Regions from separate parts of the Homo sapiens genome. Here region 1 is linked to region 2. A link is an interaction called in ENCODE POLR2A ChIA-PET data of the cell type or tissue named here. Cell type or tissue: PC-9. All regions are shown on one strand. Links, peaks and the distances in the headings refer to the core of each region. The heading gives the core; the rest is flanking DNA.

Region 1 (5,381 bases), core at 207-5,206, 270 kb before region 2:
TAAGGTAAGACTCAGATGCTGGGTGTTTACCTTTTCTTTGTAGACACCTTTAACAACATCAGACATCCTATTCTCCAAAACGAGTTCACCTGGCATTCTTGATGAACTTCCAGGTAAAGGTGGAAAATTTGAGGCTAATAAGTCAAACTTTGGTGTTGGAGCCTTTGATTCAGCTGTTGAAGGATGAGGTCTCTAAAATGAACAAATAATAAAACAGGTCACATGGCTATCTCATTCCCTAATCCTGTGTCACAGAAGCTGAAAGGTGCAAGAAAAGAAAAAGAAGCAAACAAAACCTCTATAATGCACAGAACTGTATCCCTACATAAATTCTTGGTTTGACATCTCACTTGAGCTCTCATCAGTCTTTATCAATTCTACTTTTCTTTAGTCACTTCTCTCACCTGTTTCTTTTGTAAACTTTGCCATACTCCTTAAGCCTTCTAACCAGTCTTTACTATTCATTTCATAATTTGCTATGCCTTCTTAACAAAAACACCCACTTTACCTAAATTTGCTATCAACTCTTTTTTTTTTGAGACAGGGTCTTAGTTTGTCACCAAGGCTGAAATGCAGTGACACAATCATAGCTCACTACAACCTTGACTTCCTGGACTCAAGTAATCCTCCTGCCTTTTTTGCCTCCAGAGTAGCTGTGCGCGCCACCACACCTGGCTAAATTTTTATTTTTTGTTTTTTAGTAGTGACAAGGTTTCACTACGTTGCCCAGGCTGGTCTCAAACTCTTGAGCTTAAGTGATCCTCTCTCCTTGGCCTCCCAAAGTGCTGGGACTACAGGCTTAAGCAACTGTGCCCGCCCATCACCATCTTTCTCCATCTATTTATCTCAAGAGAAAACAATATCCCTCCTCTATATAACATATATGAAAAATCTCATGCTTCCCTCCTGTCTAACACCCTATATATCCTCTGACAAGCCTCTTACCTCTTACTTGTATCTCCTCCACTTTGTCATCACTCCACTAAAATTATTTTAGGTGTCACCAATGCCTTCAACAATGCAAAACCTGACAGACCCTTTTTCCTGACCTCTCATTTCCTGACATATAGCATTTGGTGTGTTAACCATCCTTTCCTTGGGAACACATTTTTCTCTTAGCTTCTGTGATACCTTTTTTGTTTTTTAGATTTGACAGACATGTGCTCTTTTTCCCCTGACCATTTCTAAAATTTTGATGGTTTCCATTTGGTTATTACTCTTTACTTCTCATATTCTCCTTGAGTGATGTCCACTATCCATGGCTTCAACTACTACCTATATGCAAGCAACTGTTAAAACAACCTGTTTTGCTTTTTGGTGGTGATGGCGGTATATCTCTGTAAATTTACAAAAATATCATTGAATTGTAGGTTTTAAATATTTTCAGCCTAGGCCTTTGCCTACAACCGAGATAACATTTGTCCATTACCCATGTCCATTCAGATTTTGCTTGAATACTTCAAACAGCATGCTGAATAATCTCATTTTTCAACCCAACACTGCTGCTTTATTCCCCAAGGTTCCATATTAGACCACTTTCACCACTCTATGGAGAGTACTCTGCATGAGCTTATCACTCCAATTACTATGTGAAGGCTTACAAATCCAAAATTTTATTCCCAGCTAAGATCTCCCTCCTGCAAAAGAGCTCCTCTACCATGACCTACCTACTGGAAGTCATGCCTGTTTCTTTAACCCCAATGTTTAGTCCTCCATCATGACATTTACAACATATTGAATAAACCCCAAATCTAATCTCTCTTTTTTTTTTTTTTTTTTGAGACAGAGTCTGGCTCTGTCGCCCAGGCTGGAGTGCAGTGGCATGATCTCAGCTCATTGCAACCTCTGCCTCCTGGGTTCAAGTGATTCTCCTGCCTCAGCCTCCTGAGTAGCTGGGACTACAGGCACCCACCACCATACCCGGCTAATTTTTGTATTTTTAGTAGAGATGGGGTTTCACCATGTTGGCCAGGATGGTCTTGAAATCCTACCCTCAGGCAATGCACCCACCGGGGCCTCCCAAAGTGCTGGGATTACAGGCGTGAGACACCACGCCTGGCCTGAGCCACCATGCAGGGCCTAATCTCTTATTCCAAATTGTTGAGGGCCACTTGAGAAGTCATGTGGACTGCTACTATGGAATGCTAAGAAAGAATTGTTGGGCTGAGTGCAGTGGCTCATGCCTATAATCCCAGCACTTTGGGAGGCCGAGGCAGGTGGATCACCTGAGGTCAAGAGTTTGAGACCAGCCTGGCCAACATGGTGAAACCCTGTCTCTACTATAATACAAAAATTAGCCAGGCACGGTGGCGAGCGCCTGTAATTCCAGCTACTTGGGAGACTGAGGCAAGAGAATCACTTGAACCCAGGAGGCAGAGGTTGCAGTGAGCCGAGATCACGCCACTGCACTCCAACGTGGACAACAAGAGCGAAACTCTGTCTCAAAAAAAGAATTGTTGGTCAGGCACGATGGCTCACGCCTGTAATCCCAGCACTCTGGGAGGCCAAGGCAGGTGGCTCACCTGAGGTCAGGAGTTCGAGACCAGCCTGGCCAACATGGTGAAACTCCGTCTCTACTAAAAATACAAAAAATTAGCCAGACGTGGTGGCAGGTGACTGTAGACCCAGCTACTCGGGAGGCTGAGGCAGGAGAACTGCTTGAACCCGGGAGTCAGAGGTTGCAGTGAGCTGAGATTGTGCCATTTGCACTCTAGCCTGGGTAACAAAAGCATTTAAAAGATTTAGTATACCCTAAAAACAATTCTAAGTTATAATGGAACATATTTTCTTCTTTGAAAATGGGTTTCTTCTCTCCTACTTCTGCCATGTATAAACTGTGTGGTCCCCATTTGCCTTCAGCCATGATTGTAAGTTTCCCAAGGCCTCCCCAGAAGCTGGGCAGATGCCTGCATCATGCTTCCTGTACAGCCTGCAGAACTGTTAGCCAATTAAACCTCTTTTCTTTATGAATTATCCAGTCTCAAGTATTTCTTTACAGCAATGTGAGAACGGCTTAACGAAAATTGGTACTGAGGAGTGGAGCACTGCTATAAAGATAACTGAAAATGTGGAAGCAACACTGGAACTGGGTAACAGGTAGAGGGTGGAAGAGTCTGGAAGGCTCAAAAGAAGATAGAGATGACGAACTTCCTAGACTGGCTTTGGAGCCTCTGACTCAATTTCAGAGGATGTATGGCATCCTCTGAAAGAAACTTATACCAGCCTGGTATAAGTCCAGACAGAAACCTGCTCCAGGGGCACAGATCTCATGGAAAACTTCTACTAGGGCAGTGCAGAGGGGAAATACGGGGCTGGAGCCCTCACATCAAGCCTCCACTAGGGCACTGCATAGTGGCAGAAGAGGGCCACCGTCCTCCAGACTCCAGAACAGGCATAGAAAAGCCACAGGCATTCAACATGGGCCCATGAGAGCAGCCTCCAGGGTTGATCCCTGCAAAGCCAAAGGGGTGGAGCTGCCTAAGGCCTTGGGAGCCCAACCCTTGCATCAGTGTACCCTAGGTGTGGGACATGGAGTCAAAGGAGATTATTTTGTTTATTATTTTTGAGACAGAGTCTCACTCTGTTGCTCAGGCTGGAGTGCAGTGGCACAATCTGCACTCCACCTTCTGGGCTCAAGGGATCAGCCTGCCTCAGCCTCCCAAGTAGCTGGGACAACAGGCGTGCACCATGGTGCCTGGCTAATTTTTTTTTTTTTTTTTTTTTTTTTTTTGGAGAGATGGGGTTTCATCACCTTGCCCAGGCTGGTATCCAACTCCTGAGCTCAAGTGATCCGTACATCTCAGCCTCACAAAGAGCTGACATTACAGACTTGAGTCGCCATGCCTGGCCAAAGGTGAGTATTTTGGAGCTTTGAAGATGTCCTGACCGTTCTGCTTGGTTTTGCACTTGCATGGGGCCTGTAGCCTCAAGTGATCCACTGACTAAGCCTCCCAAAGAGCTGAGATGACAGGCACGAGCCACGGTGCCTGGCCCGCAAGACCCCGACTCGAGAGGAGGATCACTTAAGCCTGGGATGTGAAGGCTGCAGTGAGCCATGATTGTACCACTGCACTTCAGCCTGGGTGACAGAGCAAGACCCGTTCCTCCTCTGCCTCTCCCTAGAAGTCCTTAATCTTGTACCAAGCACAGTGGCTCAGGCCTGTAATTCCAGTGCCCTGGGAAACAGTAATATCCTGTGTCTTGGAAAAGAAAGAAGAAAGAAAAGGTAAGGAAAGTTAGAAAGACTTCGTGTTTTTATTTAAAAATCATGTGAATACATTAGATCTTCAAATAATTTTTTTAAGCAAGCAACACAAGCGAAGCTCCTTACTACATGTGTGCTAGAGGGTGGGTATATGGGTGGTGGTGGTAAAAATTTCAGGGTTAAATTTAGGCTCTATTTACCTTTGCTGAAGACTACAATCAATAAAACAAAAACCCAGAAAGGAAAGACCGAAAGTCAATGCCATAGTAAATCACAGAAGAGAAAAAAGTCTGAATAAAAGTTTTAAAAAACTTACTGAGATCCTGTCATCTTCTCGTCGTCTTCGACCTCTGAAGAGAGTTCTCCTTTTAATAAGAAAAAGGTGGGGGTGGGGTGGGGTGGAGGGACAAGTCATAAGTTTCTTCAGATATATACATTCTATCAAAGCCGTACACATTTTTTTTTTTTTTGAGATGGAGTCTCGCTCTGTCGCCAGGCTGGAGTGCAGTGGCGCGATCTCGGCTCACTACGAACTGCCTCCCGGGTTCAAGCAATTCTCCTGCCTCAGCCTGCTGAGTAGCTGGAATTACAGGCACGTGTTGCCACACCCAGCTAATTTTGGTATTTGTAGTACAGACAGGGTTTCACCATGTTGGCCAGGATGGTCTCGATCTCCTGACCTCATGATCCGCCTGCCCCACCTCCCAAAGTGCTGGGATTACAGGCGTGAGCCACCATGCCTGGCCAGCTGTATACATTTCAATTTAAACATCTTTCTACATTTGGGGCTAGTTTTCTCTATTACTAAAAGATAATATATTATTCTGAGGGATCTTGAGCCAATTTACTAAAAACTTTACCTACTACCACACCATAAAGTAAGATGAGCCCATTTGTTAGTAGTGATCCCTTCAAACCAGAACCATACTATTGTTTAATTAGGCAAGTTGGCAATATATAACCTCACCCCTATAGTTTATTTATATTTTGAGACAGAGTCGCGCTCTGTCACCCAGGCTGGAATGCAGTGGTGCAACCTTGGCTCACTGCAACCTCTGCCTCCTGGGTTCAAGTGATTCTCCTACCTCAGGCTCCCAAGTAGCTGGGATTACAGGCGCCTGCCACCATGCCCAGCTAATTTTTGTATTTTTTCATAGAGACAGGGTTTCACCATGTT
Region 2 (5,381 bases), core at 299-5,298:
TTTTTGCACCAAACCCTTTCAGAATTGAAGCTGTATAAACTAATTTTGAAGTTTCATTTTAACAGAAGTTTGGCCAATACGGATTTTATTCATTTATAATGTTATTCATAAATACCTATTCTTTAGTGAATAAGTATTTGAATAATCTGTTAAAGATACATATTTTTTCCCTGTTTATCTAAATGTATATTATAGTCAACCTCCTAGCCAGGTTCTAGGGATTTTCCTGCTGACAGTGAATTTTGTCACCTGTCATCCTATTTTGGAGTCATTTTGAGCCTCCCTTTTCCCAAAGACAAAAATGTTTTTTTTTGTTTTTTACTTGACTATGTCCACTTTTTATTCTGATTTTCAGTATAACTTTTAATTTTCATTTTTTAGAGACAGGGTCTCTTTCTGTTGCCTAGGCTGGAGTGCAGTGGTGTGATCATAGCTCACTGCAGCCTCAAACTCCTGGGCTCAAGCAGTCCTCCCACCTCAGCCTCCCAAATAGCTAGGACTACAGGCACACACCACCATACCCAGCTAATTTTCTTTGAGGGAGTCTCACTCTGTCACCCAGGTTGGAGTGCAGTGGTGCAATCTCGGCTCACTGTAACCTCCCCCTCCCAGGTTCAAGCGATTCTCCTGTCTCAGCTTCCTGAGTAGCTGGGATTACAGGCGCACACCACCATGCCTGGCTAATTTTTTGTATTTTAGTAGAGACAGGGTTTCACCATGTAGCCCAGGCTGGTCTTGAACTCCTGAGCTCAGGCAATCCACCCGCCTCGGCCTCACAAAGTGCTAGGATTACAGGCGTGAGCCACCGTGCCTGGCCGTACCCAGCTAATTTTTTAATATTTTTGTAGAGAAAAGGTCTCACTTTGTTGCCCAGGTTGGTCTCCAACTCCTGGTCTCAAGCAGTCCTACCACCGCAGCCTCTCAAAGTGTTGAGATTACGGGCGTGAGCCACTGTGCCCAGCCCATTTAAAAATATATGTTGCTGGGCCAGGCGCAGTGGCTCACACCTGTAATCCCAGCACTTTGGGAGGCCTAAGTGGGTGGATCACTTGAGGTCAGGAATTCAAGACCAGCCTGGCCAATATGGTGAAACCCCAAGCTCTACTAAAAATACAAAAATTAGCCAGGCGTGGTGGTGGGCGCCTGTAATCCCAGCTACTCAGGACACTGAGGCAGGAGAATTGCTTGAACCCAGGAGGTGGAGGTTGCAGTGAGCTGAGATCGCACCATCGCACTCCAGCCTGGGCTACAGAGCGAGACTCCGACTCAAAACAAAATATATATATATGTTGCTGGCCAGGCACGGTGGCTCACGCCTGTAATCCCAGCACTTTGGGAGGCCAAGGCGGGTGGATCACCTGAGGTCAGGAGTTCAAGACCAGCCTGGTCAACATGGTGAAACCCCATCTCTATTAAAAACACAAAAAGTTAGCCGGATGTGGTGGTGGGTGCCTGTAGTCCCAGCTACTCAGGAGGCTGAGACAGGAGAATTGCTTGAACCCAGGAGGTGGAGGCTGCAGTGAGCTGAGATCATGCCACTGCACTCCAGCCTGGGCAGCAGAGTGAAAATCCATCTCAAAAAAAATATATATATATATATATATGTATATATATGTTTGCTGGGCGCTATGGCTCATGCCTGTAATCCCAGCACTTCGTGAGGTTGAGGCAGGCAGTTTGCTTGAGCTCAGGAGTTGGAGACCAGCCTGGGCAACATGGTGAAACCCTGTCTCTACCAAAAGTACCAAAACTTAGCTGGGCATGGTGGCATGCATCTGTGGTCCCAGCTACTTGGGAGGCTGAGGCAGGAGGATCACTTGAGCCCAGGAGGCAGAGGTTGCAGTGAGCCGAGATCATGCCACTGCACTCCAGCCTGGGTGACAGAGTGAGACTCTGAAAAAAAAAAAAAAAAAAAATATATATATATATATACACACACACACACACACACGTATATATATGTATATATATATACATGTATATATATATCATATATACATGTATATATATATCATATATACATATATGATATATATGTATATATATATCATATATGTGTATATATATCATATATACACATATATGATATATATATACTATATATATATAAATTTCTTGTAGGTCACAAGACAAAAAAGAAAAACATATATATGTGGATTTCTAGCATCTCCCCAGGCTAGTTTACTGGACACTGAAAACCCTACAACTGAAATAGAATGATGAATTAAACAGATCTCTAGTTAATCCTACCTTAAAATTTCGGAGAAAAACTCCTTCTGCTTGAATCCAGAAACATTCTTTTTTTGCAATCATTTTTCTGGGACTAGAAATGTTTCTGAGAAATGTTTTTGACTAGGTTTATGAAACATTTTTTTGAAAAATAAGCCTTAATATTTTAGTACTTTGTTGACTCACCTCTTCATTTTGGCAGGAAAGTAACTCATGTAGTTGGAATTTCAATGATTATGAAAAAAACTTCATGGAGCCCTTTTCCATAATCTTCATCCATTGGTATCTGCTATAGAACTGACCAAAAACAGTGTCAGGTTACATGTATACACAAATGCGCGCACGCGCGCACACACACACACACACACACACACAGAGTACAAAATTTCTGCCCTCACATCTCCCCCTTTTTCCAACTTCAGTTGAAACACTTCAGAAAAAGTTATTAGGAATGTTAATGACCAAAAAGACATCTAAGTCTATAAACGGCCTTTAAAAATGACAAATGGCACAAGGAAGAAAGTTCTTTATACAGAGTGGTTTGGATTTCTGCTACGTGTGGCAGAGGGTAAGAAAGCCTCCTCACTGAGAACCTGATTTCTGACAGGACCAGAGAATACCTGAGCCATAGTTGTTAGTGTTCGAATATTCTTCAACAGAAAAGCAGTGTTTTTCCTGGTGTTGGAAGGATCTGTCATTAATGAAAGTGCCCAAACTTTGCTTTTCGGAAGAACACTTTCCAAGACATTCCATGAGATACTGTAAAATGTCTTCCTTTTGTAACTCAAGCAGGTGACTCCCAGGTTAAGAGTGAGGTTCAACAGCCTGTCCATCCCAAGCCACTAAGTCCAGATTCCAGAGCCTCCAGTCTTTCTGAAAGTTCTCCTCCCAAAGCAATGAAGGTATGATGGCAATTTCTCTCTGAGCCTTTGGACATTGGTCTACTGGTAGAGCTAATTGTACCTTTTATGATGATGATGTTGATTATAACCTGGTTTTGCTTTCCTGTGGATGATAATGCCACAGAAGAGCACACTGAAGCCAGTCGCTTTCCCTGGAAATCTTGCTGCCTCTGCTCAGGTCTTTGGCCCGGGAGCGAGAAGGCTCACTAATGACTCTCAGTTTGAACTCTGGAAAACTCATGAAAGTTTTAAAATAATGTCGGTTTTTTTATTTTTGTTTTTGTTTATTTATTATTATTATCTTTTTTTTTTTTTTGAGACAGAATCTCGCTCTGTCACCCAGGCTGGAGTGCAGTGGCATGATCTCGGCTTACTGTAACCTCCGCCCCCCCATGTTCAAGCAATTCTCCTGTCTCAGCCTCCTGAGTGGCTGGGATTACAGGCATGCGCCACCATGCCTGGCTAATTTTTTTGTATTTTTTGGTAGAGACAGGGTTTCACCATGTTGGCCAGGCTGGTCTCAAACTCCTGACCTTGTGATCTGCCTGCCTTGGCCTCCCAAAGTGCTGGGTAAGCCACCACACCTGGCCTTGTTTTTGTTTGTTTGTTTGTTTGTTTTTGTTTTGTTTTGAGACAGAGTCTCGCTCTGTCGCCCAGGCTGGAGTGCAGTGGCGCTATCTTGGCTCACTGCAAGCTCCGCCTCCCGGGTTCACGCCATTCTCCTACCTCGGCCTCCCGAGTAGCTGGGACTACAGGTGTCCTGCCACTACGCCCGGCTAACTTTTTGTAGTTTTAGTAGAGACGGGGTTTCACCGTGTTAGCCGGGATGGTCTCAATCTCCTGACCTCGTGATCCGCCTGCCTTGGCCTCCCAAAGTGCTGGGATTACAGGCGTGAACCACTGCGCCTGGCCTGTTTTGTTTTTTTGAGACAGGGTCTTGCTCTGTTGCTCAGGCTGGAGTATGGTGGTGTGATCACGGCTCACTGCAGCCTTGACCTCCCAGGCTAATGCAATCCTCCTGTCTCAGCCTCCTGAGTAGCTAGAACTATACGCACATGCCACCATGCCTGGCTTTTTTTTTTTTTTTTTTAAGAGATGTGATTTTGCCATGTTTCCCAGGCTGGCCTCAATCTCCAGGCCTTGGGTGATCTGCCTGCCTCGGCCTCCCAAAGTGCTGGGATGGGATTATAGGCATGAGCCACTGTGCCCAGCCAGGAAAAATCTGTTCAACTAAAATCAGCACATTGGACGAGATGTGCAATTTCACCTTAAAGATAATGGCTTCCTAATCTGCAGAGCTTGATCTTAACCTGTGGTTAGCTTTTTTTTTTTTTTTTTTTTTTGAGACAGGTTCTCACTTTGTCACCCAGGCTGGAGTGCAGTGGTGTGGTCACAGCTCCCTGCAGCCTCTATCTCCTGAGCTCAAACCATCCTCCCAAGTAGCTGGGACTATAAGCACATGCCACCACACCCAGCTAATATATTTTTTACATTTTTATAGGGATGGGGTCTCACTATGTTGCCCAAGCTGGTTTTGAACTTTTGGCTTCAAGTAATCCCCCCACCTTGGCCTCCCAAAATGCTGGGATTACAGGTATGAGCCACCAAACACACCTGGCCCTGTTGTTCCCACTTTTTTTTTTTTTTAGGACCTGTTGTTTACAACAATGTCATTAACATTTTTAACGAAAGAATGTGTCCACTGGAATGGGGGCTGGCCAGCCCATTTTCTGAAAAAAAAAAAAAAAAAAAAAAAAAAAAAAAAAAAATGAGGCCGGGTGTGGTGGCTCACGCCTGTAATCCCAGCACTTTGGGAGGCTGAGACGGGCGGATCACCTGAGGTCGGGAGTTCAAGACCAGCCTGAACAACATGGAGAAACCCCATCTCTACTAAAAGTACAAAAAAAAAAAAAAAAATTAGCCGGGCATGGTGGCACATGCCTGTAATCCCAGCTACTTGGGAAGCCGAGGCAGGAGAATTGCTTGAACCTGGGAGGCAGAGGTTGTGGTGAACCGAGATTATGCCATTGCACTCCAGCCTGGGCAACAAGCATGAAACTCTTGTCTCAAAAAAAAAAAAAAAAATGACATTCAAGCAACACTTATACTAAGGGTATAACATTAGATATTAAGAATTGAGGCCAGGCACGGTGACTCACAGCTATAATCCCAGCACTTTGGGGGGCCGAGGCAGGCGGATCACGAGGTCAGGAGTTCGAGACCAGCCTGGCCAACATGGTGAAACCCTGT

What was found. ChIA-PET counts read pairs that join two places held together with the same protein. Peaks named below come from ENCODE experiments on the same cell type or tissue, not always from the same donor. Only the 100,000 strongest peaks of a DNase experiment are listed, where the experiment ranks them.
Region 1: POLR2A ChIA-PET joins it to region 2 with 5 read pairs; 3 of 35 experiments call an interaction of 5 or more read pairs at or near these places.

The regions. Positions count from the first base shown.
Region 1 is chr12:50,461,770-50,467,150 of GRCh38, reverse strand. It overlaps LARP4 (La ribonucleoprotein 4), which reads right to left. Exons shown (of 16, transcript NM_052879.5): 12 at 4,521-4,569; 13 at 31-192. Among named protein-coding and RNA genes, the nearest start is that of SNORD133, 7.9 kb to the right of the region's middle. In PC-9, for the core only: no CTCF peak of the experiment used is centred there; no DNase peak of the experiment used is centred there.
Region 2 is chr12:50,190,202-50,195,582 of GRCh38, reverse strand. LIMA1 (LIM domain and actin binding 1) reads left to right here. Exons shown (of 11, transcript NM_016357.5): 9 at 3,022-3,131. Among named protein-coding and RNA genes, the nearest start is that of CERS5, 26 kb to the right of the region's middle. In PC-9, for the core only: no CTCF peak of the experiment used is centred there; no DNase peak of the experiment used is centred there; H3K27ac peaks cover 1,072 bases.